Linked DNA regions of Homo sapiens: region 1 is linked to region 2. Evidence: read pairs that join two places in POLR2A ChIA-PET (ENCODE). Cell type or tissue: OCI-LY7. All regions are shown on one strand. Each heading gives the region's core, and the rest is flanking DNA. Links, peaks and the distances in the headings are about the cores only.

Region 1 (17,276 bases), core at 6,797-11,796, 1.4 Mb after region 2:
TATAAAGAAAAAGAAACTCGGCTAGGCGCAGTGGCTCACGCCTGTCATCCCAGCACTTTGGGAGGTCGAGGCAGGCGGATCATCTGAGGTCAGGAGTTCGAGACCAGCCTGACCAACATGGAGAAACCCTATCTCTACTAAAAACACAAAACTGGCTGGGCGTGGTGGTGCATGACTGTAATCCCAGCTACTCGGGAGGCTGAGGCAGGAGAATCGCTTGAACCCGGGAGGCAGAGGCTGTGGTGAGCCGAGATCGTGCCACTGCAACACAGCCTGGGCAACAAGAGCGAAACTCTATCTTGAAAAAAAAAAAAAAAGAAAAAGAAAAAGAAACTCAACATTAATAAAGTTTATATTTTAAAAATTTAAGCTACAATCAAACTACCATTCATAAGCGTCAACAAGGTATCTATAAAGTAAAACTCAAAGGGTATTCTAAATATGACAATATTTTATAAATAGTTCTCGGATTGTCCTAGGATGCTAGGAGGAAAATTTAATGAGTCATTGTGTCCTCCTCCTCTTCCTCCTCATCATAGCACATACTAGGAGAGCTCTTCCTATTCTCTTAATGCTTTACATACCACACCAACCCTAGAGGTAGACAGATGCTACCTCATTTCACTGGTGAGGAAACTAAGGCACAAAGAGGTTAAGTATTTTGCCCAAGGTTACACAGCTAACACATGAAGGAGCTGAAAACTGAATCCAGGCAGTCTGGCTCTACCCTGAGCCACAGTACCTATTAACTACTCGTGTCGTAGCTAACATGAGTTAACTACTAACTCTTCTTTTCCCTAGTCACTTTTATGCCTGCTAGTTTTCACAGATACTTTGAGGATAAAGTCTCACTATCCTTACAAAGAAAGCACATTAATTCTTTCTTCCCATTATTAATTTGAAGTAAAGATAGTAATAACAAAAGTCTAAATTTAGGGAACAAGATGAAAATTCTAATTCAAAAAGAATCACAGGAAGAGCTGATTATTTTGTCTCAGGAAAGAGACGTTGATTCTAATTACACGAATCTTATCAAGCCTAAGCAATTAATTATCACTAGAACACACTGGCTTCTAGACAAAAGGATTTCCCACAGGGAAGTACTTTTAATGTCACTGAGCACATGGAGTTTCATCTTTTCATTCTTTTGTTGTTGTGAGATACAGTCTCACCCTGTCGCTCAGGCTGGAGCGCGGTGGCACGGTCTCAGCTCACTGCAGCCTCCGCCTCCCAGGTTCAAGTGATTCTCCTGCCTCAGCCACCTGAGTAGCTGGGATTACAGGTGCGCGCCACCACGCCCGGCTAATTTTTGTAATTTTAGTAGATACAGAGTTTCACCATGTTGGCCAGGCTGGTCTTAAACTGATCTCAAGTGATCTGCCCCACTTGGTCTACCAAAGTGCTGGGATTACAGGCGTGAGCCACTGTGCCTGGCCACCTTCTCATTCTGTAGAAACATTTCATGCATGAAAGTCAGAAATAAGTGAACATATTTTTGCCTTGGCTGTTTTTCTTCCTTTATCCTACCTACTTCTGAAAAAAACCAGCATGGTTTTAAAACCAAAACTAAGATTCAGAAGGAAAAGCTTCCTGGCTGTGGTTGGCTAAGACTGGTCCTCCAAGATGTCTACATTCTAATTCCTAGAACCTGGGAATGTTGCCTTTTATGACAAAAGTGACTTTGCAGGTGTGATTAAATTAAGGATTTTGAGATGGGGCGATTATACTGGATTGTCCATGTGGGCCCAGTATAATTGTAAGAGTCCTTAAGAGGGAGGTAGGAATGGTCATAAGGAGGGGGGTAGGCAGGAATGGTCCATAAGGAGAGAAAGGGATGTGAAAGCAGAGAGGGCTGGGCACGGTGGCTCATGTCTATAATCTCAGCACTTTGGGAGGCTAAGGCAGGAGGGTCACTTGAGACCAAGAATTCAATACCAGCCTGGGCAACATGGTGAAATCCTGTCTCTACAAAAAACACAAAAATTAGCCAGGTGTGGTTGCATGTGCCCGTAGCCCTAGCTACTTGGGAGGCTGAGGTGGAAGGATTGCTTGAACCCGGGAGGTCGAGGCTGCAGCGAGCCATGATTTTGTCATTGCATTCCAGCCTGGGTGACAGAGCGAGACCCCGTCTCAAAACACAAACAAACAAACAAAGGGGGCAGAGAGCTGGGTGCGGTGGCTCACGCCTGTAATCCCAGCACTTTGGGAGGCCAAGGTGGGCAGATCACAAGGTCAGGAGATTGAGACCACTGAGACCATCCTGGCTAACACGGTGAAACCCCGTCTCTACTAAAAAATAGAAAAAATTAGCCGGGCCTGGTGGCGGGCGCCTGTAGTCCCAGCTACTCGGGAGGCTGAGCCAGGAGAATGCTGTGAACCCGGGAGGCGGAGCTTGCAGTGAGCCAAGATCGCACCACCGCACTCCAGCCTGGGTGACAGAGCGAGACTCCGTCTCAAAAAAAAAAAGGGGGGGGCAGAGAGAGATTTGAAGGTGCTATGCTGTTGGCTCTCAAGATGGAGGAAGTGGCCAAGAGCCAAAGAATGCAGGAAACCTAGAGAAGCTGGAAAAGGCAAGGAAGTAGATTCTCTGTGGAGCGTCCAGAGGGTGTGTGGCCCTGCAGACACCTTGGTTTCAGCCCCGTGAAACTCATTTTGGACTTCGATCTCAAGAACTGTAAGATGATAAATCTGTGTTGTTTTAAGCCATTTAGTTTGTAGTTACTTGTTACAGCAACAATAGGAAAGTTTTAAGTTGACCTAATCTTTTGTTGCTGATTTGCTGTCCTACCCAGTGATTTATTCATTCCATTAACATCTATGGTCCATCAGACACGATGTGAAACGTTCTGTATATTAAAAAAATGAATTAAGTCACAGCTGCTCTCAGGAGTCCACAGACCAGTGGCCTTCATCTCCTCCCTGCCAATGCGACTGTTTCTTTTCAACAAGCGAGTCAGCCAATCTGGCAAAAAAAGGAGTTCTGCATACCTGGTCACGGATAAGCCCGTGATAGAGGATGCTCTGCATGTCCCTGCAAAGCCGCTCCAAGCCACCATACTTAGACCAGACGTTGGGGCTGTTGGTTGATACCAAACCCTCCACCGTCGTCTTCAAATTACCCAGCAACTGCCAGTGCTCCCTCCTGCAAGGGCATCAGTTACACCAATCGTTAGTTACCTTTGCTGTACTTGATCCTGATCATATCAAAGAAAGTCTAAGCCGAGGAGCCTCCTGCCCCACATCCTAACATTCTCTCCCCTCTTAATTTTTACTTGGGCACAAAACTCAACTCTGAGAGAATTAAAGTTGTGAACAATACTAATTTAAAGACAAAAAACAAACAGCAAAAACCCTCACATTCAAATGGTAGATTATGCTTTGTAAAGGGATTTTCATCTACTATCTCACTCAATCCTCACATAAGCAGCTTATAACCCTAACTTTATAGGGGTATAACCCATTCAGATCCATTTTTATTTTTTGAGACACTTAACTCTGTCACCCAGGCTGAAGTGTGGTGGCATGATCACAGCTCACTGTAGCCTCAACCTCCCAGGTAGAGGTGATCCTCCCACCTCAACCTCCCGAGTAGCTGGGAACTACAGATGTGCACCAACACACCCAGATAATTTTTAAATTTTTTGTAGAGATGGGGTCTCACTATGCTGCCCAACTCCTGGCCTCAAGTGATCCTCCCACCTCGGCCTCCCAGAGAGCTGGGATTACAGATGTAATCCACTGCACTCAGCCTAAGATCCATTTCTTAACAATGACAGTACCTGCACAATATACAAAAAGATGAAGGCATCCACACAGAACCAGACATCTTTTGCCAAACAAAAAAGGCCAAAAACAACTTCTTATTTCCTATATTTCCAAGCGCTAACTACAGCATCGTGAAGGACAGAAACTGTAGGACTAAGGCGGTCACTAAAATGTCATTTATGATTATACCGTAAGAAACGGCCATCGCAGAGGCCAATGGACTGCCAACTTTTGCCCAGTGACTCTGCATATCCTATGCCTCTTCCTCAGAGCAAACTAGCCTCTGATTTCTTAGTGACACAGTTTTCCCATGTGCCAACAGGTTACAATCCGGTCTCATAGGCCTGAGAATCAGTCTGACTCATGACGTGACTCTGCATACCTGTGTTCTGATTCATTCTGTACTGATCTTACAAGGTTAACTGTTAAAGAACATCATGAGGCTGGACGCAGTGGCTCACACCTGTAATCCCAGCAATTTGGGAGGCTGAGGCGGGTGGATCACCTGAGGTCAGGAGCTAGAAACCAGCCTGGCCAACATGGTGAAAACCCATCTCTACCAAAAAATACAAAAATTAGCCAGGCGTGGTGGCACATGCCTGTAATCCCAGCTACTCGGGAGACTGAGACAGGAGAATCGCTTGAACCTGGGAAGTGGAGGTTGCAGTGAGCTGAGATCATGCCATTGCACTCCAGCCTGGGCAACAAGTGTGAGATTGTCTCAAAAAAAAAAAAAAAAAAAAAAGAACATGATAAATCCCAAAAGCAAACATTAAGTACTCTATCATCCTAGGGCTTTGATTCCAAAATTACACAAAGAGCATTGACATCTTAGAAACTTTGAGCATTCAGATCTACCTATAATTTCCTCTGGACAAAGCTGAAGAATTTCCCTTCCTCACAATGAAGTGTCCCTAAGGTGCCAAAGCTACAAAAGAATGTGGCTTTTATTCTAAGATACACCAAACAATCTATATTTGGTATCTGCTCATGTAGAAGAAAACTTCTGTAAAAAATTGATTTACATAGCTACCGTATTTAGTGTCACCTTTTTAAAAAATTTTGATTGATACATAATTGTACATATTGATAGTATACAATGGATATATTGTGCATTGATCGCAACAAAGTAATTAGCATATCCATCACCTTAAATATTTATCATTTCCCTGTGATGAGAACATTCAAAAACCTCTCTTCCAGCTATTCTGAACTACACCATACACTGCTGTTAACCCTCGTCATCTTACTGTGCACCAGAATGTACTCCTTCTGTCTAACTGTCTGTCCCCTTGGCCCTGTTGACCGATCTCTCTCCATGCCCTTCTCCCGCCTTACTGTGCAACAGAGCACCAGAACGTACTCCTCCTGCCTAACTACAACCATGTACCTGTTGACCAATCTCTCTCCATGCCCTTCTCCCTCCTACCCTCCTCATCCTCTGGCAACCACTATTCCACTCTCTACCTCCATGAGAACAACTTTTTAGATTACCGAGTAATAGCATGTGACAGCTGTCTTTCTGTGCCTGGCTTATTGCCCTTAAGGTAACATCCTCCAGGTTCACCCATGTTGCCAAAACTGAAAGAATTAAGGTTGAAGTGTATTCCATAGTGTATACACACCCCATTATCTTTAGCCATTAATCTGTTGACGGACATTTTTTTTTTTTAAGACAGACTCTCACTCTGTCGCCCAGGCTGGAGTGCAGTGGCATAATCTTGGCTCACTGCAACCTCTGCCTCCCAGGTTCAAGCGATTCTCCTGCCTCAGCCTCCCGTGTAGCTGGGACTACAGGCGCAGGCTACCATGTCTGGCTAATTTTTGTATTTTTAGTTAGATGGGGTTTCTCCATGATGGCCAGACTGGTCTCAAACTCCTGGGCTCACATGATCTGTGCACCTCGGCCTCCCAAAGTGCTGGGATTACAGGAGTGAGCCACCGCGCCTGGCTGTTGATGGACATTTAAGTTGATTTCATACCTTGGCTATCATGAATAGCACTGCAATAAATAGAGGAGTGCAGGTATCGCTTTGATACACCGATTGTGTTTCCCCTGGATATATACTCAGTATTGGGATTGCTTGATCACACAGTAGTTCTATTTTTAACTTTTTGAGGAACCTCCAGACTGTGTCGCATAATGGCTGTACTAACTTACATTCCCACCAGCAGCGTGTAAGGGTTCCCTTTTCTCCCCATCCTCACCGACACCGGCTATCTTCTGATTTTTTTTTAATGTGCAGCGATTAGATTTGGTTTGCTAGTATTTTGTGAAGGATTTCTGTAGCTATACTCATCGGGGGTACTAGCCTGTAGTTTTTCCTCTTGTGCCCCTCTGTAGCTTTGGTATCATGATAATGTTGGCCTTGTAGAATGAGTTTGGAGGAATTCTCTCTCCTTCGATTTTGTGGAATAATTTGGGAAGAATTGGTATTAGTTCTTCCTTGAAGTTGTGGTAGAATTCGGCAGTGACAACATCGGGCCCTGGGCTTCTCTTTGATAGGAGACTCATTACCGATTCCATCTCATTACTCATTATTGGTGTGTCCAGGTTTTCTGTTTTGTCATGATTCAGTGTCGGTAAGCTGTATGTGTCCACAAATTTCTTCACTTCTTCTAGGTTTTCCAATTTGTTGGCACAGTTACCCATAACAGCCTCTAGTGATTCTTCATAGTTCTGTGCTGTCAGTTGCAATGTCTCCTTTTTCTCTCTGATTTTATTTATTTGAGTCTTTTTTCCCCCTTGGTCTAGCTAAAGGTTTGTTAATTTTATCTTCTGAAACAAACAACTCTTTTGTTAATCTTTTATATATATATTTTTTCATTCTCTATTTCATTTATTTCTGCTCTGATCTTTATTATTTCTTTCCTTCTACTAATTCTGGGTTTGGTTTGTCCTGGTTTTCTAGTTTCTTGAGGTGCAACATTAGGTTGAGCTCTTTCTACTTTTTGATATAGATGTTAATTGCTATTTTCTTCCCTCTTAGTACTACTTTTGCAGTATCCCACTGTTTTTGGTATGTTGTGTTTCCACTGTCATTTGTCTCAATAAATTTTCTAATTCCTTCTTAATTCTTCATTGACCAACTGGTTGTTCAGGAGCATGTTGTTTAATTTCCACATATTTGTATAGTTTCCTAAGTTGTTCTTGTTATTGATTTCTAGTTGTATTGCACTGTAGTCACAAAAGATACTTGAATGGCCGGGTGCGGTGGCTCATGCCTGTAATCCCAGCACTTTGGGAGTCCGAGGTGGGCGGATCACTTGAGGTCAGGAGGTCAAGACCAGCCTGGTCAACATGGCGAAACCCCATCTCTACTAAAAATACAAAAAAAAATTAGCCAGGTGTGGTGGTGCGTGCATGTAATCCCAGCTACACAGGAGGCTGAGGCAGGAGAATTGCTTGAACCCAGGAGGCAAAGGTGGAGCTGGGATTGCACCACTGCACTCCAGCCTGGGTGACAGAGTGAGACCCCATTTCAAAAAAAAAAAGAAAGAAAAAAGAAAAAATACTTGGTATGATTTCAGTTTTTAAAAGTTTGTTGAGACCTGTTTTGTGGCCTACCATATGATATCATATATCCTGGAGATGGTTCCATGTGCTGCTGAGAAGAATGTGTATCCTGCAGCTATTGAGTAGAATGTTCTGTAGATGTCTGTTAGGTCCATTTAGTCTAGGATATAGTTTAACACTGCTGTTTCTTTGTTGATTTTCTGTCTGCATGATCTGTCCATTGCTGAAAGTGGGGTATCAGAGTTTTCGACTGTTACTGTATCAGACTTTCTCTCCCCATCTAGGTCTACTAATATTCACTTTACATATTTAAGGTGCTCCCATGTTGGATGCATGCATGCATATATACAGGCATCCAACATGGGAGCACCTTAATATATAAACACACACACACACACAACTGTTATATCCTTTTGCTGAATTGACTCTTTATCATTACATAATGATATTGACTCTTTTCACAACTTTGGATTTGAAGTCTATTTTCTCTGATATAAGTATAGCTACTCCTGCTGTCTTTTGGTTTCCATTTGCATAGAGCATCTTTTTCCATCCCTTTAAGTCTATGTATGTCCTCACATGTGAAGTGAGATTCTTGGAAGCAGCATACGGTTGGGGCTTATTTGGAAGGTTTTTAAAAATTCATTGAGTCACTGTCTTTTATTTGGAGAATTTAACCCATTTACATTTAAGGTAATTATCGATAAGTAAGGTCTGTTACTTGTTTTCTAGTTTTTTTACAGTTCCTTTCTTTCTGTTACTGTCTTCTGTTGTGGCACTTGATTTTCTCTAGTAGTGTGCTTTGATTCCTTGCTTTTCAATTTTGGTGTGTCATAGGTTTTTGCTTTGTAGTCAGCATGAGGCTTACAAAACACATTTTGTAGTTATAAAAAGTTATTTTATTTATTTTTAATTTTCTTTTTTTTCTTGAGACATAGTCTCACTCTCACCCAGGCAGGACTGCAGTAGCATGATCTCAGCTCACTGCAACCACCATCTCCTGGGTTCACCCGATTCTCGTGCCTCAGCCTCCTGAGTAGTTGGAATTAGAGTTACAGGCACCTGCCACCACACCCAGCTAATATTTGTATTTTTAGTAGAGACGGGGTTTCACTATGTTGGCCAGGCCAGTCTCAAACTCTTGACCTCAAGTGACCTGCCCACCTCAGCCTCCCAAAGTGCTGGGATTACAGGTGTGAGCCACCATGCCAGGCCCATAAAAAGTTATTTTAAACTGACAGTGACTTAAGTTTGATCATAAAGATAGGAAAAGGAAGAAACAAACAAAACCTATACTTTAACTCCATTCCTCCCCAAATCTGGAATTTTTGAAGTCCCATTTTACATATTTTTATATTGCCTATCTCTTTAGTGTCTTCATCTTTTTAGGATCGTTTATCCTAATGATATAATTATCAATATCAGAGAGTTGAAATACTAAATTCAACTGAAGCTCATACACACTGGTTTGATTAAACCATTATGCCTGAATCTTAGATGCAAGTAAACAGATCACAATGGAGAAATAAAATATCCTTTCCCAGCCAGGCGCAGTGGCTCACGCCTGTAATCCCAGCACTTTGAGGGGCTGAGGCAGGCAGATCACCTGAGGTCAGGAGTTCGAGACCAACCTGACCAACATGGAAAAACCCCGTTCTCTACTAAAAAAATATAAAAATTAGCCAGGCGTGGTGGCACATGCCTGTAATCCCAGCTACTCGAGAGGCTGAGGCAGGAGAATTGCTTGAACCTGGGGGGCGGCCTAAGTGGCAAGGGAGAGTATAACCCATCCCTACATAAATCATTTTCATCAACTCACAACGAAGCCAATCTCAGAATAAAATACCAACTACCTTCTTCTGGGAGGATCTTGACCACATCCCTCCTTTAAAGAGGAACAGAAATTGCTTAAGTGACCCAAATAAGTATATCTGGGGAAAACCAGTTTTCCTAGATGCCAACTCAGTCTTAAGCTCACCATGTTATAATAAGTATGTTATAATAAGTAACACTCAAGATTAAAGTAAAAAGCTACAAAACTCTGTAAAGTATTACACTATATAACTAATACATAACTAAAACATAATCACTAAAAACATGACATGTGAGTATCTTATATGTGATATATATGAAATATATAATAAATAGTAAATAAGTGAAAGTACTATGCAATTGCAAAGTGTGATTCAAGGTAAGAAATAGATACTGGTCTATCTTCAATCCCCAAATACTCTTTTTAGTGGTAAAGGAAACAGCTTCAGCTTACTGGCATGTCCCTTCCACAGTGAGCTCTTTATCTGGGACAGGCCCATGGATCACAGCTGAAAGTCAGGTTGTCCCAAGTCAGGTAATGATTTGATCCCCAAAGTGGAGGAAGAAAGATGTGACATCCACATGATGGAATACCATGAAGAATGAAAACTTTTGACCAAAAAGTTTCTAAAGCTAATTATAGCATATTAAAGTATAAAAAGCAGAATGTAAAATTAGATTTACGATCTCAACATAAAAATATGAAAAGAAATAATACGTTAATAGTGGTTACCTTTAGTAATATGGGGGAACTGTAGAGAAGAGCAGAATTGTTTAGGGCTTTCCTGAGACTAGCGATTAATAGAGGATCAGTAGACTGGGTGTGGTGGCTCACGCCTGTAACCCCAGCACTTTGGGAGGCTGAGGCAGGTGCATTGCTTGAGCTCAGGAGTTCAAGACCAGCCTGGCCAACATGCAAAATCTCGTCTCTACAAAAAAACTAAAAAAATCCCTCCCCACAAAGAAAGGATCAATAATCTGAACAAACCAGAAGCTGGAAAGTACCATAAAGGATTTTTAAAATACTCAGTATCAAGGGCTTCGAAGTTGGAAGACTGTGGTCAGGCAAGTGTCCCTGGGACTTTTAATGCCAGAAAGTACTTCCTGGAAAGAGGTAATGGGTTCCTCCTTCAGGTAGAAAAAATATAATTAAGTGAAATAATTATTGGTAACACTGAGGTAGCGAGAGACTATCACATGTGTGTTTAATGTTTCTTCTTATCTGGCCATATATTTGCTGTTTTTAATTATCTAGTATTTAACTTGCAGGCTGTGTAGTTGAATGTGCTCCTTTTTACATAAATAATATGCTTTAAATAAATAACATGCTTATAGGAAAAACATACTTGACTCTCTTATATAGTCTCTCAGCTCTGGGGCACCTGGGAGAATGTAACCATCGGCCAGTCCCATACATTTCATGGCTGACAGGAGAATCTTTTTTTTTTTTTTTTTTTTTTTGTAGAGACCAGAGTCTTACTATGTTGCTGAGATTGGTCTCAAACTCTTGGGCTCAAGCAACCATCTGCCTCGGCCTCCTAAAGTGCTAGGATTACAGACGTGAGCCACTGCACGCAGCCAAAGGAGAATCTTAATGTACAGGAGGGAATAAGCAGTACCTGTAGGTATGCTTTGTAATTCGACACCTATTTAACACCTGAGTAACATCAAATGCATTGAATTTCAACAATCAGTGGATTTAACATACGGATGAAAAATCCCTTATGTCAGAAACCTAACCACCAACAAACTCCTTAGCATGGAGGTGAAAAATTCTCCATCATTGGCCCCAATCTAAATACCAACTTTGCTGCCCAGTACTCCTCAGGTTAGGTACGGGGACCTCATCACACACTATTACAAACATGCCAACCTCACTCTACTGCCATGATCTTATTCATGCAGAGCTCTCCACCTGGAATGCCTGTTCTCACCCCATTCAGGGATTCAGGTCCAGCTCTAATTCAACTTTCTCTAAAAAGGTTCTAAATAATCTGACCCACTATAGCTCCTTTATTAGAACTCCAAAAGCGTATGATGTCGCTATACCATTCCTTCTAAAAATACTTTAAGACTGTTGTTTAATATTACATAGCTTGTTTCCTGAAGGAAAGGGACTATGTATCTTCTATTTCTTTTGTATTTTATTTTATTTTATTTTTTATTTTTATTTTTATTTTTTGAGACGGAGTCTCGCTCTGTCGCCCAGGCTGGAGTGCAGTGGCGTGATCTCGGTTCACTGCAAGCTCTGCCTCCTGGGTTCACACCATTCTCCTGCCTCAGCCTCCCAGGTAGCTGGGACTACAGGTGCCCGCCACCATGCCTGGCTAATTTTTTGTATTTTTAGTAGAGACGGGGTTTCACTGTGTTAGCCAGGATGGTCTCGATCTCCTGACCTCGTGATCCACCCGCCTCGACCTCCCAAAGTGCTGGGATTACAGGCGTGAGCCACCGCGTCCAGCCTATTTTATTTCTGAGACAGAGTCTCGCTCTGTCACCCAGGCTGGAGGGCAGTGGTGCGATCTTGGCTCACTGCAACCTCTGCCTCCTGGGTTCAAGCGATTCTCCTGCCTCAGCCTCCTGAGTAGCTGGGGATTACAGGCACCCACCACCAAACCCAGCTAATTTTTGTATTTTTTAGTAGAGACGGGGTTTCACCATGTTGGTCAGGCTGGTCTCAAACTCCTGACCTCATGATCCGCCCGCCTCAGCCTCCCAAAGTGCTGGGATTACAGATCTTTTGTATTTTAATAAGCAGGAAGAAAATGTCACCCAGTAGAAAGAAAATAGACATCATAGTCATTTAAACTGAATTTGAATTTGAATCTTAGCTGCTCACAAACTAGATGCACATTCTATTTTTTTTTTTTTTTTTGAGACTGAGTTTTGCTCTGTCGCCCAGGCTGGAGGGCAGTGGTGCGATCTCAGCTCACTGCAACCTCCGCCTCCCGGGTTCAAATGATTCTCCTGCCTCAGCCTCCCAAGTAGCTGAGATTACAGGTGCCTGACACCATGCCCAGCTAATTTTTGTATTTTTAGTAGAAATGGGGTTTCACCATGTTGGCCAGGCTGGTCTCGAACTCTTGACTTCAAGTGATCTGCCTGCCTCAGCCTCCCAAAGTGCTGGGATTACAGGCGTGAGCCACCTCACCTGGCCTAGATCCACATTCTTGACCAAGCCATTTAAACTCTTGAAGCTTCAATTCCCTCACTGTAAAATGGAGACAACAATTGCTTCACAGAGGAGGGTGTAACTGACAATCTAGGGGAAGCATTATCATAGAGCAGAGAATAATATTCTCTTTTCTCTGCCATTTTCCCCCTGTGAACTTCCATTGCATAAATCTAATAAATCCAACAAAATCAGGAAGGGTACCTAGAATAAAGCCTTCTTACCCATTCTGCTTAAAAAGAAAATTCTGCCAAAAATTGTAAAGGATTGGACAGTCTGCAGCATAATGAAGTTTGGTTACAGTGTTCCACATCCAAACAGTATCTCCACTGCGTTTAAACCAAGGTCAGGTCTGCAGGTAAGCATGGATTGCAAGGCCCTGTTGATGCTGTTGGTCCTCTCACTGAAGTAGGAAAGCTAGGAAGGACTTCCTCAAATACTGGATATGACTTTTATATGGTAAAGACTTAAATCTGCTTGACGGAATGGAAGAAACTGTCAAGGTGTTACTGCGGCACAATAAGGCTGATTTCATGAGACATATAAGAAAGACAATCTTATTACTTCACCAGGCTCATGTTATACTGTCTAGGTAGCAGAATGCTTTACAAACAAGGTAAAGCAGGCACACAACACCACTTTAATAGCAATGGCACGGGAGGAAAGACAAAGTGTTTCAGTCTTTTCAGTTTCAGGTAGATGATTTAAAGGTAAAAGGCACGCTGGGCACAGCGGTACATGCCTGTAGTCCCAGCTCCTCAGGAGGCTGAAGCAGGAGGACTGCCTGACCTATGCTGGGCACAGTGGCACATGCCTGTAGTCCCAGCTCCTCAGGAGGCTGAAGCAGGAGGACTGCCTGACCTATGCTGGGCACAGTGGCACATGCCTGTAGTCCCAGCTCCTCAGGAGGCTGAGGCAGGAGGATTGCCTGACTTCAAAAGTTCAAGTCTAGCCTGGGCAACAATGTGAGAACCCTTCAAAAAACAAAAACAGCTGTGGGGAGAGGAAAAGCTTCAGGCTTAGAGTCCTTGCAGTCCCCTCCTGGGTTCTGACAACAGCAGCTTCCCCAAAAGCTTCAAGGGTATGTTTCTGTAATTTTTGTACTAAAAATCGAACTAGCAATTGCTAGTTTCCTTTAAAATCATGTGATCATCCTGCTTTGCTACTAGCTCTATGTAAACTGTTAACTCCTAGAATAATCAAACAGGGACGGGAAAGAAAGAAAACAGGAAATATAAAAACGTGAAAAAGTGAAAATGAATAGGAGAAATGCGAAGAAAGTGGCACTTCCAATGACAACAGTTCCACTAGCATCTGCCCATCTGTAAGAGGGATGACCACAACGTTAATGTCTTCATTCCTCAAACAAATATTCACTGAACACCAACTATATGTCAGGCACTGGGCTAGGCACTGGTGCTTAAAGAAGCGTTATAGCGGTTAAAGAGGAAGAGTCCCATCTGTCAGAGAATTCAGAACGTAATGGGGGAAATGGACACTTACATAACCATGCTATGAAGGGAGATGTCAGATGTGCTCTAACAGAGAGGGGTGCCTTCTAAAGGAGCGTCATTTAAGGGACGACTAAGAGCTCTCCAGGCAAAGAGGGAGGTATTGCAGTGAGTGTAGAAAAGCAAGAATGAGAATGGCAAGAAAGATGTGAGAGTGGGTGAGTGTGCCATGGTTTTGTAATTGGAAACTTCATTAAGTACTAACAGAAAGATTCAGGCCGGGCGCGGTGGCTCACGCCTGTAATCCCAGCACTTTGGGAGGCCGAGGCGGGCGGATCACGAGGTCAGGAGAATGGCGTGAACCCGGGAGGCGGAGCTTGCAGTGAGCCGAGATTGTGCTACTGCTTTCTGGCCTGGGCAACAGAGCGAGACTCCGTCTCAAAAAAAAAAAAAAAAGATTCAATACCAGGGTGAGGAGTTTTGACATGGAAAATATTCTGTTTTCAATGGGAAAACCACTGAACATTGCTTTTGTTTTTTTTGTTTTGTTTTGTTTGTTGTTTTTGAGACGGAGTCTCGCTCTGTCGCCCAGCCTGGAGTGCAGCGGCGCGATCTCGGCTCACTACAAGTTCTGCCTCCCGGGCTCACGCCATTCTCCTGCCTCAGCCTCCCAAGTAGCTGGGACTACAGGCGCCCGCCACCACGCCCGGCTAATTTTTTTGTATTTTTAGTAGAGACGGGGTTTCACCATGTTGGCCAGGATGGTCTCGATCTCCTGACCTTGTGATCCGCCTGCCTCGGCCTCCCAAAGTGCTGGGATTACAGGCGTGAGCCACCGCGTCCGGCCCCTGCTTTTGTTTTGTTCTGTTTTTTGAGACAGTCTCGATCTGTTGCCCAGGGTGGAGTGCAGTGGCATCACCTGGGCTCACTGCAACCTCCGCCTACCAGGTTCAAGCAATTCTCCTGCCTAGCCTCCTGAGTAGCTGGGATTACAGGGGTGCACAACCACATCTGGCTAATTTTTTGTATTTTTAGTAGAGACAGCATTTTGCCATGTTGACCAGGCTGGTCTTGAGCTCCTGACCTCAGGTGACCCACCCACCTCAGCCTCCCAAAGTGCTGGGATGACAGGCATGAGCCACCAAATCCAGCCAATCACTGAACATCCCTGAGTAAAATATTATAGTAGCTTTGTTTCTGAAAAATTAAACTAGTAGCAGGGTGAGCTGGGATGACAGGCATGAGCCACCAAATCCAGCCAATCACTGAACATCCCTGAGTAAAATATTATAGTAGCTTTGTTTCTGAAAAATTAAACTAGTAGCAGGGTGAGGCTATCTGGAATTGGGACTAAATTCAGGTTGGAAGATTAGTTAAGAAGCTACTGAGGTAATCCCCAAGAAGAGATTATATGGGTCTACAGTGAATAAACTTTATATCTGCCCAGAATTTGTCCCTTTATTTTGGTAAGAGAACCCTGATTTTCCACTGAGGAACCACCTCTCTACTACTTACTCTGGTCCATGAGGTTCCAAGATCTCACCCTCCCTTAGGATCCAGGGTTGGGCACATAACTTAGGCCTGACTAAGCAGAATAGCCCATACCCCGACCACAAGAACAGAAACATAACTCAAGTCAGTCCAAAAAGAGTCAGCCCCGGGATTTTTGCTTTTGCTGGAGCTGCTGGGACTGCATCTTTCTTGTTGCTGGTATTGCTAAGCTTGGAGTTGCTATGGTAACCTGTAGAATAGTCTACCTGAGAATGAAAACAACACATCTGGAAGCAGAGCCCAGAGACAGAGACAAATTCTTAATTTGAACACCCATATTTGGGCATTTCTGAAGCAACAGTACACCCTAGATTTTTTTTTTTTTTTTTTGAGAGAGAAAGTGGGACCAGGGGGCCATCACGAGTGTGGATGCTGTGCCAAGGCCCGGAGCTCTGGGAGCCCACACCATTTATTGATGATCAAACAAAGAAACAGGTGGTGAGGATGTGGGGGTTGAAAGGAAACAGTGTATCAAGTGAATGAGAAACATATGGCTGCTTGAGATAATGGGAGTGCTAGAAGCAAGGAGCCAGCAAGTCTAGCAGACATGCAAGCCCTGCATCAGCTTCTCTCCCAACACTCAGCTTTTCTCATTAAAATATCTTTTTTTTTCATATTTTAAAAGCATCTTTTTTTTTTTTTTTTTTTTTTTTTTTTTTACAGTTTCAACTATTTATTCAACACCTTAGTGAACATCTGCTCAGTGCGGGCATTATTATGTGTTAACTAGAGGTTTTTTGTTTTTGTTTTTGTTTTTATTGATCATTCTTGGGTGTTTCTCGCAGAGGGGGATTTGGCAGGGTCACAGGACAATAGTGGAGGGAAGGTCAGCAGATAAACAAGTGAACAAAGGTCTCCGGTTTTCCTAGGCAGAGGACCCTGCGGCCTTCCGCAGTGTTTGTGTCCCTGGGTACTTGAGATTAGGGAGTGGTGATGACTCTTAAGGAGCATGCTGCCTTCAAGCATCTGTTTAACAAAGCACATCTTGCACCACCCTCAATCCATTCAACCCTGAGTGGATACAGCACATGTTTCAGAGAGCACAGGGTTGGGGGTAACGTCACCGATCAACAGGATCCCAAGGCAGAAGAATTTTTCTTAGTACAGAACAAAATGAAAAGTCTCCCATGTCTACCTCTTTCCACACAGACACGGCAACCATCCGATTTCTCAATCTTTTCCCCACCTTTCCCCCGTTTCTATTCTACAAAACCGCCATTGTCATCATGGCCCGTTCTCAATGAGCTGTTGGGTACACCTCCCAGACGGGGTGGTGGCTGGGCAGAGGGGCTCCTCACTTCCCAGTAGGCGCGACCGGGCAGAGGCGCCCCTCACCTCCCGGATGGGGCGGCTGGCCGGGCGGGGCCTGACCCCCCCACCTCCCTCCCGGACGGGGCGGCTGGCCGGGCAGAGGGGCTCCTCACTTCCCAGTAGGGGCAGCCGGGCAGAGGCGCCCCTCACTTCCCGGATGGGGCGACTGGCCGGGCGGGGGGCTGACCCCCCCACCTCCCTCCCGGATGGGGCGGCTGGCCGGGCGGGGGGCTGACCCCCCCACCTCCCTCCGGGACAGGGCGGCTGGCCGGGCAGAGTGGCTCCTCACTTCCCAGTCACCCTAGATTTTTTAGTACTATAAGCCATTATATTTGGAAATGGAGAGAAAAAGAAGGCTTCAAAAGAAAAATTAGGAACAGAATTTTAGACCCTGGTGACTGCTTACATATGGGAAATAGAGAAGAGCGAAATGTCAAATGTCACTCTGACGCTCTGGCATGTTGAGTGAGTGGAAAATGCTATTAACAGAGATCAGAGGAGGGGCAGGTTTTGGTCAGTGGAATAAGCTTAGTTTGGAGATGCTAAAACGGATCTTACTCCTTGAATTCTGACTGTACCTGGATCACGGTGCCAGGAGCACTGAGCAGTACATGTACCTGAGCTGCAAGCTCAGCAGTAGACTGCATGGCCAAGGCAGTCTAGGGAGACAGTACACTGCATGGCCAAGGCGGTCTAG
Region 2 (7,924 bases), core at 2,749-7,748:
TGTCAATCCGACCACGACTTCTCCTTGAAAACCACGACTCCTGACACAGTAGTTCCGCCTCCTCAGAGGCCCCCGGGATGAAGTGACCCAGCAGAAATACCAGAGACCGGAGACGGAATGGCCCAGGGTCAGCCTCCACCCGGAACCGGAGGATGCAGCGAAGACGTCTCCTTGAAGTGGGATACGGATGTGAACCGGCCCAAGTGCTCGCCGGTCCGTCAAGACGCGCTGCCCGGCTGCTCCCGTGTCCAACTCGGGCTGTGTCCGCCCAGGCGGGCCTGTGCGCGGAGGTCCTACCGCTGCACCTCCGCGCCTACCGCAGCCCGCACCCCCGCACCCGGGCAGCCAACGTGCAGGAGGCCCGGGCGCCTTCAGCGGAGACGCCCCGACCGCGGCTGCCTCGCCGCAGCGTTAGCTTTTACCTACGTGGGGAAGTAAGGGGAATTTGCGACCGCCAGCCCAGTCCGCTGAAAACCTGTGGCTGACCCACCCTCTTCCTTTTTCTGACCCACGTTGGCTCCAAAAAAAAAAATCCCTAGGGATCCACTGGGAGCCAGTTGAGCAGGAGTGGATTAAGACACGTGTCGCAGGGTGTATGGTGGAAAGAAACGTTTTCCTTTGCTAGAATGAACCTTGGGAAGGATCCCTTTTGATTCCGTAGATGTAAGAGGCTACACAATATTATGGAAGAAGGATGTAAAAAAAATGTATTATTATTTTTTAGTTACCAACTGGACTGAAGTAAAAGACCTTTTAAACTTATTTACTTATTCTTTTATTTTTTTAAAAGACGGAGCCTCGCTCTGTCGCCCGGGCTGGAGTGCAGTGGCGCGATCTCAGCTCACTGCAGCCTCCGCCTCCAGGGTTCAAGGGATTCTCGTGCCTCATCCCGAGTAGCTGGGATTACAGGCATGCGCCACCACGCCCGGCTAATTTTTGTATTTTTAGTAGAGTCGGGGTTTCACCATGATGGTCAGGCTGGTCTCGAACTCGTGACCTCAAGTGATCTGCCCGCCTCAGCCTCCCGAAGTGTTGGGATCACAGGCCACCGCGCCCAGTCAACTTTTTGTTGCTATTGTTGTTGCTTTGCTTTTTTTATTTTATTTTGCTTTTTTTGTCTACATCAAGGGTATCCAATCTTTTGGCTTCCCTGGGGCACATTGGTAGAAGAGGAATTGTCTTGGGCCACACATAAAGTACACTAACAGTAACAATAGCTGATGACTTAAAAAAAAAAATCGCAAAAAAAAAAAAAACCTCATGTGTTTTAGAAGTTTACAAATGTGTGTTGGGCCGCATGCAAAGCTGTTCTGGGCCGCGGCTTGGACAAGCTTGGTCTACATGCTTAACTTGAAAGTGGCTGAGAAGAAAGAGGATGGGTATAACTGCATCTGCTGAGGAGTTTCCAGGGGGAAAAAGGATTTAAACCTGAATTTCAAATATGTCTTTGAACATGGCGGTTAGACTAAGGTACCCCAAATAAGGACAGTTAGCTGGAGAAGACACCGCGGCCTCTAAGGGGAACATCACTACAAAAATAGAGTTGAGATAGTAACCAACATCAGAATCTCAGTCTTAAGGGAGGATGAATTTCATAAGACCCTGACACTGTGGACAAAGAAAATGGATGGGTGTTTAGGCTAATAAGCTATGTAAGACATAGGATGGCAAGAGCTGAGCAAAAACACTGTGTGAGAAAGATGAAGGCAACAATTCAAAATGTAGGAAAAAGCAGCCAGGCATGGTGTTTCATGCCTGTACTCCCAGCATATTGGGAGGCTAAAGCAGGAGGATCACTTGAGGCCAGGAGTTCAACACTAGCCTGGGCAACATAGCAAGGCCTCATCTCTATAAAAAATAAAATTACTGTTGGGAGGGCAACATGGGCGGATCACAAGGTCAGGAGTTCGAGACCAGCCTGGCCAACATGGTGAAACCCTGCCTCTACTAAAAATACAAAATTAGCCAGGCGTGGGGGCGCATGCCTGTAATCCCAGCTACTTGGGAGGCTGAGGCAGGAGAATCTCTTGAACCTGGGAGGCTGAGGTTTCAGTGAGCCAAGATGGCGCCACTGCACTCCAGCCTGGGTGACAAAGCAAGACTCTGTCTCAAAAACTAAATAAATAAAATAAAATTACTGGCCAGGTGTGGTGGCTCACACCTGTAATTCCAGCACTTTGGGAGGCCAAGGCAGGCAGATCACTTGAAGCCACAAGTTTGAGACCAGCCTGGCCAATGTGGCAAAACCCCATCTGTACAAAAAAAAATACAAAAATTAGGTGGGCATGGTGGTGCCTGCTTGTAATCCCAGCTACTCGGGAGGCAGGAGAATCTCTTGAACCCAGAAGGCAGAGGTTAGTGAGCCGAGATCGTACCACTGCACTCCAGCCTGGGCAACAGAGCAACACTCTGTCTCAATAAATAAAAAAATAAAAATAAACATTTTTTAAAAATAGCCATGTGTGTTGGCATGCCTGTAGTCCCAGCTACTCAGGAGGCTGAGGTGGCAGGATCACTTGAGCCTAAGAGTTCAAGGCTGCAGCAAGTTACAGTCCCGCTACTGTGCCCCAGCCTGGGCAACAGAACAAGGCCCATTCTCTGAAAATAAAAATAAATAAATTCAAAAGTTATTTTAAAGATGTAGGAAAAAGCTTTATGCACAAATAAAGCCATGTCTTTATTTTTTATAATAGTGAAAAATCAGAAATAAGCAGACCCTCAATAAGGAACTGGCAAAAATAACAATATGGTATAACCTATTGAAATAAATGCCGCTATTAAGTCATGCATCTTAAAATCATAATGCAAATAAAATGACATAAAAACTGTTCATAACATCATGAGAAATGAAAAATGAGGGTACAAAATTATATGTTTTTTAAACCTTGGAAATAAAAAACATTGGTAGAAAATATACCAAAATTTTTACCATTGGTTATGTTTGAACAATTGAAATGGCTTTTCCCCTACTTTTTTCTCTGTGTTCCAGTGTAACAAGAATATAGTAGGGCCGGGCGCAGTAGTTCACACCTGTAATCCCAACACTTTGGGAGGCTGAAATGGATGGATCATGAGGTCAGGAGTTTGAGACCAGTCTGGCCAATATGGTGAAACCCCGTCTCTAGTAAAAATACAAAAATTAGCCAAGCGTGGTGGCACTTGCCTGTAGTCCCAGCTACTTGGGAGGCTGAGGCAGAAGAATCACTTGAACCCAAGAGGCGGAGGTTGCAGTGGGCCGAGATTGTGCCACTGCACTCCAGCCTGGGCGACAGAGAGAGACTCTGTCTCAAAAAAAAAAAGAAAGAAAGAGAGAAAGAGAGAGAGAGGGAGAGAGAGAGAGAGACAGAGAGAGAGAGAGGAAGGAAGGAAAGAAAGAAGGAAGGAAAGAAAGAAACAGAACATAGTGTAACAAAATCAAAACATTAAAAATATAAGGCCTAAAACACAACAGATTCAGTTGTCAAACTACTAACATCTTTATTTTGTCAAGATATTTAACAATATTAAAAAGTTCAGATTTCTTCATGGTCATGTCTTTTACCAGCTTTTCAAAGATTCATTCAGTAGTAGAAACAGCCAAATGCTGCTACAACGCAGAATAAACTGTCCTAAAAAATAAATACAACACACACACACATCCAGAATGTTAGTACTAAAGAGGGAATGAGAGCAGCACAGGCAACTGAAACTAACACCATCTCAGATCTTTCCAATTTTTTTTTTCTTTTTTGAGACAGGGTGTCACTCTATCACCCAGGCTGGAGTGCAGTGGTGTGATCTCAGCTCACTGCAGCCTCGACCTCCTACACTCAGGCAATCCTTCTACCTCAGCCTCCAGAGTAGCTAGGACCACAGGTGCCTGCCACCATACCAGGCTAATTTTGTTTATTTTTTGTAAAGATGAGGTCTCACTATGTTGCCCAGGCTGTTCTTGAACTCCTGGGATCAAGCAATCCACCCATGTTGGTCTCCAAAAGTGCTGGGATCATAGGCGTGAGCCACCTCACCCAGCCACCAATTTTCAATCAGGAAGACTTTTTCCTTCTTCAAGAAGTGAAGGGTTTCCAGAGTATAGCTACACTATTGCTTGCCTGAGGGTGACTACAAAATTGCTTGCTAAAAGGTTAGGATGGGTAAAGAATTAGATTTTCTGAATGCAAAAATAAAATGTGAACTAATGAACTTTAGGTAATACATATTCATAAAATAATTATTCACATATTTCCTGATTTATCACAGAAATAATGTATGAAATGCTTTGAGTTTCTTGGAGTAAACTCCATTACTCATCCCAAGAAACCATATTATAAGTATCACTGATAATAAGAACAACAGGACCTTGTCATAAATTCTGGATAAGAGAAATAGTCTCTGGGTGTTTGTTCTTAATTGATAAAATTTACTTGTCCATCTTTTAGTTCAGAATCACAAAATGCTTTCCAGAGCCCAGTCAAATTGCTTAAAACATTTTTAGGCATTTATTACAAGATTTCCACCTGCCTCAGCAACTCCTGCACCACTAACCTCACCTCCAGCCTGGTAATGATGGGATTAAAACAATTCCAACTCAAGTACCTGATGATTAACCAAAAGCAAAATTCTTTGGTTTAGCCCAGCTCCCTGGCTCCTTGGGTGGATAACTCTGAACTGTGTTCTACGACAGTGCTGTGATAAAGGACCTGCTTTGTTTTTAACTTCCGGTCCTTCATGGAAGGATGCTTTTGTAAAATGCAATAAAAATAGGTAACTCAGAACATGAAATGAAAAAAAGGAACATACAAATACAGCCCCAATTTTTTTCTTAGATTCACTGCACAGAAGATTACTTTGTCAAATTGCTGTAAGAGTTTCTAAACCAACCCTTATACTCAGTGTATTGTTTACCTCATCATGGACCTGTAACAAACAGGTCACAGAGCCGTGCTGGTCTGTGCACCCCACTGTGAGTGGCCCTGTTCTACAGCACCACCCAGAGTTCTCCAACAGGACTGAGCCCTGTCATCCAGCAGTTTTCCGCTCAATACCACATGATTTTCCCTCCTTTCTCATTTCCTCTGCCTCTACTAATGTTTCCTGGAATCTCCCAAATAAAGTGCTTTTTTTTTGAGACAGAGTCTTGCCCTCTCGCCCAGGCTGGAGTGCAGTGGCACAATCTTGGCTCACTGCAACCTCCGCCCTCTGGGTTCAAGCAATTCTCCTGCCTCAGCCTCCCAAGTAGCTGGGACTACAGGCGCCCGCCACCTTGCCCGGCTAGTTTTTGTATTTTTAGTAGAGATGGGGTTTCACCATGTTGGCCAGGCTGGTCTTGAACTCCTGACCTCAGGTGATCCACCCGCCTCGGCCTCCCAGAGTGCTGGGATTACAGGCGTGAGCCACCACACCCAGCCTAAAGTTTTTTATTACATATTTGTTCATTTGAGTATTGAGTGGCCCCCACTGGATGTTAATAGGCAGAAACCATGCCTGTCTTATTCATCATTTTGTCCCTAGCCCCTCAGGTGCAGAAGCTGACACATAATAGGAGCTCAGAACTATTTGTTGAATGAATGAATTGTATCATCTAAAGATGCATTTTTTGGCCAGGCCCAGTGGCTCATGCCTGTAATCCCAGCACTTTGGGAGGCCAAAGCAGGCAGATCACCTGAGGTCAGGAGTTGGAGACCAGCCTGACCAAATAGTGAAACCTTGTCTCTACTAAAAAATACAAAAATTAGCCGAGCGTGGTGGCATGCACCTGTAGTCCCAGCTACTCGGGAGGCTGGGGCAGGAGAATTACTTGAACCTGGGAGGCAGAGGTTGCAGTGAGCCGTGATGGCACCACCACTCTCCAGCCTAGGTGACAGAGTGAGACTCCGTCTCAAAACAAACAAACAAGATGCATTTTTTTTTTTTTTTTTGAGACAGAGTCTCGCTCTGTCTCCAGGCTGGAGTACAGTGGCACAATCTCGCCTCACTGCAACCTCTGCCTCCCAGGTTCAAGCAATTCTCCTGCCTCAGCCTCCCGAGTAGCTGGGATTACAGGCACCCAACACCACACCTGGCTAATTTTTGTATTTTTAGTAGAGACGGGGTTTCAGCATGTTGGCCAGGATGGTCTCAATCTCTTGACCTCATGATCCGCCCGCCTCGGCCTCCCAGAGTGCTGGGATTACAGGCATGAGCCACCGTGCCTGGCAAAAAAAACCATCTTCTTAGCTTGACTATTCCCCCAAAGATAGCTGATAAATTAAGATTTACATAGTACTTCCCACTGTCCAGCCCCTGATCCCTAGGGTAGTTAAGCATAAAATAAAACTTTGGTGGGGCTGGGCGCAGTGGCTCACGCCTATAATCCCAGAACTCTGGGAGGCCGAGGCGGGCCGATCACCTGAGGTCGGGAGCTCCAGACCAACCTAACCGACATGGAGAAACCCTGTCTCTACTAAAATTACAAAATTAGCCAGGTGTGGTGGTGCATGCCTGTAATCCCAGCTACTCGGAAGGCTGAGGCAGGACACTTCAACCCGGGAGGTGGAGGTTGTGGTGAGCTGAGATTGTGCCATTGCACTCCATCCTGGGCAACAAGAGCAAAATTCTGTCTCAAAAAATAATAAAAATAAAAATAAAACCTTGGTGAGACCATAGAATTTTAGAGCTAAAAGCTACCTTAAAATCATCTACATAAGCAGTGTCCATATCTGGCAGTCAGCAGAATCATGGGGAACTTTTTAAATATTCTGATTCACTGATCTAACCCCTGGCCTATTTGATCAGAATCTATTTGAATAGGGACCCAGCGTCTATATTTTAAACAACTTCCCAGATGATCCTTAGGCAGTCACAGCCAGTCTTTGGGAAAATGTACTTCAGCTTCCTAATGTCACTGATACAATGTGAGAAAAATCCAATGACTTACCTGAAGTCATTCAATTAGAAAGTGACAGAACTGGAGATGGAATCCCCCTCTTATTTCTTTTTACTTTTTTCTTTTTTCTTTTTTTAATTTTTGAGACAGAGTCTTGCTCTGCTGCCCAGGCTGGAATGCAGTGGTGCGATCTCAGCTCACTGGAACCTCCGCCACCAGGTTCAAGCAATTCTCCTGCCTCAGCCTCCCAAGTAGCTGGGATTACAGGCGTGCACCACCACACCCGGCTAATTTTTTGTGTGTGTGTTTTTAGCAGAGAAGAGGTTTCACAATGTTGGCCAGGCTGCTCTCAAACTCTTGACCTCAAGTGATCCACATGCCTCGGCCTCCCAAAGTGCTGAGATTACAAGCGTGAGCCACCCCACCTGGCCTCACTCTCTTAATTTACTCAATCTAGTTTCTGTTCTACTCTAACTCTGACTCTATGTATTCACAACCTGGGAGTAGACGAATAGAGGATGCAATCCTTTCTGGAGTAAATATAAAATAATAACTTCAATGAAACCTCTTTTATGTGTGTGTGTGTGTCACCCAGGCTGGAATACAGTGGCACAATCTCAGCTCACTGCAACCTCTGCCTCCGGGGTTCAAGCGATTCTCCTGCCTCAGCCTCCTGAGTAGCTGGGATTACAGGTGCCCGCCACCATGCTCGGCTAATTTTTATATTTTTAGTAGAGACAGGCTTTCACCATGTTGGCCAGGCTGGTCTTGAACTCCTGACCTCAGGTGATCCGCCCTCCTTGGCCTCCCAAAGTGCTGGGATTATAGGCATGAGCCACCGCGCCTGGCCTGAAACATCTTTTTAAAGATTCCTCTTTATTTTTGCTTAATTTTAATAAATGGCTTTAAGATAAAGTAATAAATTTTACTACTAAAAAAAAATGACCTTTGCTCATGGAATCCCTGCCATCCACATTTGTTTGCAACTTAGCAAAGTGTGATTGGTTCAAATGAACAAATAAGTGATTTTAAAATTTTAGTTATAAATTATTACTTTAATAAGGATTATCAGGATTGAGT

Evidence for each region. Peaks named below come from ENCODE experiments on the same cell type or tissue, not always from the same donor. Only the 100,000 strongest peaks of a DNase experiment are listed, where the experiment ranks them.
Region 1: POLR2A ChIA-PET joins it to region 2 with 7 read pairs; 1 of 35 experiments calls an interaction of 5 or more read pairs at or near these places.

What each region holds. Positions count from the first base shown.
Region 1 is chr3:197,714,989-197,732,264 of GRCh38, forward strand. RUBCN (rubicon autophagy regulator) reads right to left here. Exons shown (of 20, transcript NM_014687.4): 2 at 2,989-3,142. Among named protein-coding and RNA genes, the nearest start is that of RUBCN, 13 kb to the right of the region's middle. RefSeq lists an enhancer at 3,970-4,264 and a silencer at 3,970-4,264. In OCI-LY7, for the core only: no CTCF peak of the experiment used is centred there; a DNase peak (open chromatin) is centred at 9,173.
Region 2 is chr3:196,287,767-196,295,690 of GRCh38, forward strand. It overlaps DYNLT2B (dynein light chain Tctex-type 2B), which reads right to left. Exons shown (of 5, transcript NM_152773.5): 5 at 3,453-3,608. The coding sequence ends at 3,561. Among named protein-coding and RNA genes, the nearest start is that of PCYT1A, 4.0 kb to the left of the region's middle. RefSeq lists enhancers at 1-103, 4,981-5,070 and a silencer at 277-386. In OCI-LY7, for the core only: a CTCF peak has its summit at 4,967; a DNase peak (open chromatin) is centred at 4,675; H3K4me3 peaks cover 736 bases; H3K27ac peaks cover 438 bases.